Linked DNA regions of Homo sapiens: region 1 is linked to region 2. The links are chromatin contacts, found by Hi-C in ENCODE. All regions are on one chromosome and are shown on one strand. The core of a region is the stretch at or near the end of the contact, and the rest is flanking DNA. Distances in the headings are between cores, read along the strand shown.

What was found. Hi-C counts contacts between places; a loop is a spot of excess contacts on that map.
Region 1: a loop to region 2 is called in a map of sigmoid colon, with 2.2 times the contacts of the local background. The contact joins the promoter of ZNF98 here to the promoter of LINC01233 in region 2. A Hi-C loop is called at or near these places in 1 of 168 maps with a recorded cell type or tissue (sigmoid colon).

Annotation. Positions count from the first base shown.
Region 1 is chr19:22,420,184-22,423,768 of GRCh38, forward strand. ZNF98 (zinc finger protein 98) reads right to left here and starts at 2,163. Exons shown (of 4, transcript NM_001098626.2): 1 at 2,012-2,163. The coding sequence starts at 2,041.
Region 2 is chr19:22,531,121-22,534,582 of GRCh38, forward strand. LINC01233 (long intergenic non-protein coding RNA 1233) reads left to right here and starts at 1,506. Exons shown (of 2, transcript NR_110664.1): 1 at 1,506-1,794; 2 at 2,096-2,374. LOC105376917 (a long non-coding RNA gene) reads right to left here and starts at 1,365. Exons shown (of 2, transcript NR_160728.1): 1 at 1,219-1,365.

The sequences.
Region 1 (3,585 bases), core at 913-3,412, 110 kb before region 2:
ACAGATGTGTCTGACTCATGGGTCAATTCAGATCATCCAACCACTTGAGAGATTCTCCCACTCCAACCTGCTCACTTAAGTGCTCAGTGACCACTCTCTTAGGAGACAGTGCACTATGCTCAAGTGAGTGCCCCAAGTGTATTTTACTTTGCAAGTTTTTGTACTATCTCACTGAAGTCAGGTTTTTTTTCTTTCTTTTGTCTTTTGGGATACTATTTTTTCTTTCACAAATCTTAGAGCATTTAGGGGGCAGAAATTATTTCTGTTTTCCCCTCAATATCAGCATGTGATTGGTGGACCAGCAATCTGTCTCCAAGAAATGGAAGCTGGGTTGGGTGAAGACAATTGTAATGTCTCAAGGGGTTAGCTTTTCAAAGGAAGAGTACACCAAGAGATTCCATCTTTTCCCCAGGGTATCCACTGGGGAGGCTGCACTCCCTACCTCAGGTTGTCCTATGAAAGAAAACGACTTAGGAGCTGATATTCACTAGATACTCTAGCAGACATAGCCACAGCAGTTATCTTGGTTTATTCAGAGACAGTACTAAAACCCAGGAACAAGAAAAAACGACAGGGTTGCTGAGGACAAATCACTCCATAACGTTTGCAAAATAAAAACATCTTGACACTAAAACATTATCATAAGACCTTTGTGCCTAGGGAAGACAAAAGAAAAAGAGGCACAGAGACTTTTTACAATTCACTATCAGGGGATTATTCTTTGCTTTCTTCTCATGGGAAATACTTACAAACAGAAAACATATCTTTTTCTTTTTCTTTTTTTCAATTTTAAATAGTTTTATTTAAGACATTGCATTTTCCACTTACAATACAGTGTTTATAAAGTGCAATGCTATTTCCTTCCCCTGTGCATATGTTCCATATTCAAATACTGAGAATGCCCAGTAACTTACTATAGCAGCTTAACTTTTTAAACCTCCCACAGAATTTGCTACAAATTTAGGTCCTTCAAATGAGAAAACATCTTTTTCAATATGCCATCTAATGCTTTGTCAAAAAATGATTAATTAAAATACGGTATATAAAAGGTACACTAAAAAACAAATAATAAATAATGTAAATTAGGGAGAGGAAGTTGGCATTTGAGATTTTCAGAAGAAACTGAAAATTCAGTATTTTACTGCAAGCCAGAGTTAGGCTGCAGAAATGGGGTGTGGGGGGTTGCCTTGAGACCCTGCTTGGGACCCATGTGAAACATGCAAGGGAAAATCAGTCCCACGTGGCGGCAAATAGACTGAGGTGGCTCCAATCCCTGGATTCCTAATTTTAAAAAATCTAACTCAAATGCATTTTTTTAATAGAAATTACTACATTGGGGGAAACAAAATTCAGGCTTAAAAAATGATAAACTGCCAAGTAAGTTCTGATTACACAACCAGGAAATTTCTAGGCTTAAAGTGAAAATTAAGAAACTACGTAAATGTACCTAACCGATTACTGAATTTGGGTATTTTCATCATGCATCTTTCCTTCAAGATCTTTTCATGGCCCACAAACTACAACCCATAGCTGGGAGCTCTACAATTTTTGAACCGCTCCTTGTTTAAATTCTTAAGTACTGTCGCGATAATTCCCATACATTTTTAATAGGCGAAAAGAGGAACTAGGAACCCCATAAACCAAACAAAAGCTCTTTCCATTCATGAACCCTCACCCCCAGCACCCCGAGTCAGGATTCTGCCGACGACCCTCTCGTGGTCCCTGCACAATCTGGGAGAGACGCGGCACTGCGCGTGCAGAGCTGCCCAGAGAGGGCTCCAGCTCAGGGCACAGTCACTGGGCAGGGAAGAGACAGGACGCCCGGAGCCTGGCTGTCAGCGCAGCCGCCATCTTATCGCTGAAGGGGACTGAGGCCGAGCTAGGCAAGGAGAACTAGGGGCACGGATTGTGGAGCTGACAGCGGGGAGGCCTGAGTCCCGCCACAGCCTCTTCCCACCGGTTCCAACCAGCCCCTTCTCCTCTCTAGGGATGTCGGACTCGGCACTCTCACCATTTCTAGGCTTCCAAGGGGTCCTGGCATCTTAGCTGTGGATTCCCAATACCTGCAGGTCACAGGGCCACAGAGGCTGGGCCTCTACGAGCAGAGGACACAGAAGGGCGAAGACGAGACCAGGAACTCCGGCTGCAGCGAGAGACAAAGACCCCGCCACATCCCGGAAGCCGCCCTTTCCGCTCCAACCGCGTGCCTGATTGGACAGTTCCCAGGCCAGCGTCTCTGACTTGTTAACGTTTAAGATCCCTCGCCCTCACGCCCTGAGTGACAGAAGATGTGACCAAATGCTGGGCTGAATGAAGAAAGACTGACAGCCGAAGGTGCCCCCTTTTCAGGCAGGGCTTCCTCCCTGAGGTGAGCTAAGCCCACCCAGAGGGTGTTTGCCTTAAACCTTGTATATAAGGTCTCATGTATTTGTAAATAATATACTATACGGCTGCTCACACATGGAAAGAATAGAATAACAATTATTTTTAAATTTCTGCTTTTTTTTTTTTTTTGAGACGGAATCTCGCTGTGTCGCCCAGGCTGGAGTGCAGTGGCACGACCTCAGCTCACTGCAACCTCCGCCTCTCGGGTTCAAGCGATTCTTCTGCCTCAGCCTCCCGAGTAGCTGAAATTACAGGCGCGCGCCACCACGCCCTGCTAATTTTTGTATTTTTAGTAGAGACGGGGTTTTCACCATGTTGGTCAGGGTGGTCTACGATCTCCTGACCTCATGATCCGCCCGCCTCGGTCTCCCAAAGTGCTGGGATTACAGGCGTGAGCCACCGCACCTAGCCTGAATTTCGGCTTTTATAACCTTCCTGGCTCTGGTCCTTTGAACAGGCAGCCTGAGATAGTTTTTGTTTTGTGTTAAGATGGAGTCTTGCTCTGTCGCCCAGGCTGGAGTGCAATGGCGCGATCTTGGCTCACTGTAACCTCTGCCTCCCGGGTTCCAGTGATTTTCCTGCCTCAGCCTCCCGAGTAGCTGGAATTACAGTCATGCGCCACCATGCCCGGCTAATTTTTTTGTATTTTTATTAGAGACCAGGTTTCACCATGTTGGCCAGGCTGAACTCCCAGGTGATCCGCCCGCTTTGGCCTCGCAAAGTGCTGGGATTACAGGCGTGAGCCACCGCGCCCAACTAACCTGAGGTTTTTAAAAGGACACAATCCTTCTAAGTAAAATGTGAGCCACATGTGAATTTTAAATTTCCTACTAGCCAAACTTTAAAAACAAGGAACACACGGGGCACGGTGGCTCACGCCTGTAATTCCAGCACTTTGGGAGGCGAAAGCGGGCGGATCCCGAGGTCAGGTGTTCGAGATCAGCCTGCCCAACATGGTGAAACTCCGTCTCTACTAAAAATACAAAAATTAGCGTGGTGTGGTGGCGGGCCCCTGTAATCCCAGCTACTCGGGAGGCTGAGGCGGGAGAATGGTTTGAACCTGGGAGGCAGAGGTCACAGCAAGCTGAGACTGTACCACTGTACTCCAGCCTGCACGACAGAGTGAGACTGTCTCAATGAAATAAAAATAAAAATACTTTGGCCGGGCGCGGTGGCTCACACCTGTAGTCCCAGCACTTT
Region 2 (3,462 bases), core at 256-2,755:
GTATGTAAAAAATTCAATCTAACTAATTGTTGCCTGAAAATCAAAAATAATAAAAAAGCAATTATAAAAATAACTACAAAAATAAAAAAATTAGCCCACGTTCCAGTTCAAACTTGGAAAGAGTAGTCTCCAGATTCTCTCTTTGGAGGCTAGTTTTCATTTTTTGGAGGGTTCAAAACTTTAATAGGAGTGGTTTTAGCCACACTAAAAAGTTTCCTAATACTCCCTTGTCTGTTACCTCTCATTGTTAGAAGTATTCAATCAACTATAGAGGCAATAGTAGCTAGAAAAATCAACACTCAGCTAATAGCTCTGCGTAAATATCAACCTTTGTGTTAAAAAAAAACAAAACTTGTCTCTTCAGGCAAAACTAAGTAATAGTAATGCTTTCTATTAAACTTCTTTCATAAAAATCATCAAACGGGGGAAACTGAGGCAAAAATTTAAAAATAATAATAAGTACTACATGTATTCACTCCAAGAAAAGTAAAAGCTAAGGCCCAGAATGTGGCAAGGCAGGGGTTTAAAAAAAACAAAGAAAAGAACAAGTTTTCCTCCACCTAGCAAGCTCATTTCAAGGACAGTTATAAAATAACGCTGTCCAAATAGCCAAGGCCAAAGGAATGGGCTCCAAACACCCCATCCCTTCCAGAGCAAGGTTAAAAAAACAAAAACAAACAAACAAACAAAAAAACACACACACAAAAAACCAGATTCTTTACTGTTACTCTTTTCCCATGCGTCCTCACGGCAGAAGGCAGCCTTTCTGTTACATCTAGGAATTGAACAGAAAGAGGACAGCCCAAGCCTCATTTCAGAGAGGTCTGGTATACTCTTAGAAATCTATGAGACGGTCATCCCTAAATCCATTAATGTTTTTTCTCTCTGAAGAGAATCAAGGGAAACTGATGCTTCAGAAAGATGCCCCATATTACCCTGTGACACTCAAAGTCCCCCAGATTGAGACATGAGGAAGATTCAAGCTGTCAAGTTCAGTTTCCCAAGATCTCTTTCATGGTAAATAAGCAAATCTCACTCCAGGCAGGGTCTGGGCTGTTAAGGGGAGGGGCTGACTGACAAGACTTTGATGGGGGGAGCCCAGTGGCACTTGGGGGCCCAGCCCAGTAAGCCTCGGGAGTGGCATGAGCTCTGGCCGCAGTCCTGCCATCAGAGGGATTCTGGGGCTGGGTGGGGGAGGCCATCACCTGGCGATAGTACCTTTTTCTTTGCAGCCGCCAATTTGCTCTGTAGGGTTTCTTCAGACATTGCAGGGCAGGAAGGAATGTGGGGTTGGGGCCACGTCAGCTAGATTGCGGCTTACCACTGGGGAACAATTCCTGTCGGCCACCGCGCAACTGTGCGACTGACCAGAGGAGGCGTAACCAGGGCCTACTACAGCGCAGAATAGGGGGCGTGGCCGCCATCCTCCAAGTCCATTGGTCGATGAGAAAGATGACAGAGAAAGGAGGCGAGGCCAGGCAGCAGCGCGTCCAGGTGGGTGTGAGGCGTCACAAGGAAAGCTGAGCAGGCAATTGCTGCCCCGCCCACTCTGGGAAGAGGGGCGGGGCCGCCCGCTCCAGAGGGACGGAAGCGGCGGGGCCGCCGGATCCAGGGACAATGGGGTGGGGCGGGCTTTCCCTGGGTGGGCGCAGCGGCTTCCTGGGTCCCCCTCACGCTCTGGGTCAGAGTTCCTTTACAGGCGGACCTGAGAGGCAACTCACCGACTCCTGCCCTGGACCCTCCTGCGCCACTGAACCCCCTGACCTGGGAGCCTCGGAACCTAGGGCTCAGGAGGTGGGTGAGGAACGGACTCCACAGTTTCTTTCCTGACTCCTCACAGCCCTGCCCCAGACCTTCCCTTCCCAGAAATCACCTCCAAGGACCCCTAATCAATGTTCCAGACGCCTACCTCTCGGAACGCCCCATTCCTAGAGGGTCCCTACCCTGATTCCGGGAGCACATTTGCCCCCCTTTCCAGCTGGATCCAGTCCCGGGCTCTCCTGCTTCCCAGCTCCTCCTCCCGCACCCAACAGCACCCCTTTCCTCTCAGAGCGGCCGTGGGTCCCATCAGGCTTTCCCCTCGGATCCTCTGCAGATGAACCAGGACTTATCCGAAGGTACCAAGTGAACTTCTAGGAAAAGTCCAATTCTCAGATGCTGGATGTCTTCCAAAAATGAAGCAAATTAGTAACTTAGTAGCTGAGTCAACTAATCCTGTTAGATGGTCAACACTGGTTTTTTTATTTTAATATTTTTAAGTGGCAACTCTAGTGTGTGAGAAAATTAATGTGACAGCTGAATTTGTAGAAAGCTGCTTTGACTCTCTTGGGCCCCTTCATAAGCCCTGGAACTAAATAAAAGTCTAGTGAATACAGGTAAGCTCCCTTCTTTTTCTCCATATTTACCCCTCACTTCAACTATAATTTCACAGGTCCCTTTTTCCACATTCAAGGTGGTTGATAATAAAGTGGGAATGTACAGGATTCTCTTTAATCCTGAATTAGCAATCCAAAAATTAGAATTTGTTGCATTCTTAGAACTACGGTCAGGGTTCCTGAGCAGGTACTCAAGCAGACACAAAGACAAAACTTCCATTTTATTTCAGAAGAACCTCCATAATCCCATGCATTAATTCCCATCATAAATCATCTCATCTCATCCATCTATCTTTCATCTATCTATCATCTATCTGTCATCTGTTATCTATCATATAACGATAATTCATCTATCATCTATCATTCATCTGTCTATAATCCATCTATTTATCATCTATGTATCATATATCGATCATTCATCTATCATCTATCATGTATTGATCATTCATCTATCTGTCATCTATCATTCATCTATCATCTATCATTCATCTATCACCTATCATCTATCATATATCGATAATTCATCTATCATCTATCATATTCATCTATCATCTATTATTCATCTGTCGATCATCTATCATTCATCTATTTATCATCTATCATATATTGATAATCTATCATCTATCGTGTATCAATCATCTATTATCTATCATCTATCTGTCATCTATCATATATTGATCATCTATCTATCACCTATCTATCTATATATCATCTATCTATTTATTATCTCTCTCTCTCTCTCCTCTATTAGTACTGTTTCTTTGGAGAACCCCTAGTACATATACTCTTTTTCCTGGCTCTTTGAGTATAAGGTGATTTGCTAGGGTTAAGAATGTAGCCTCCTGGTAGGCTGCAGCGAGTTGAGATCGCACCACTGCACTCCAGCATGGGTGAAAGAGCGAGACTTCATCAAAAAAACAACAAAAAAAGAATGTAGCCTCCTGTAACCACTAGCTCATTCCTTATTTAAATGGATCCCCCCCACCCTCCCAGAGCGCCACACTTTTTGTCCATTGATCATTTGTCTTGATATACTTGACAAATGTCATTGTCATGCATGAAACACCTCCGTAGCCAATAGTATGTG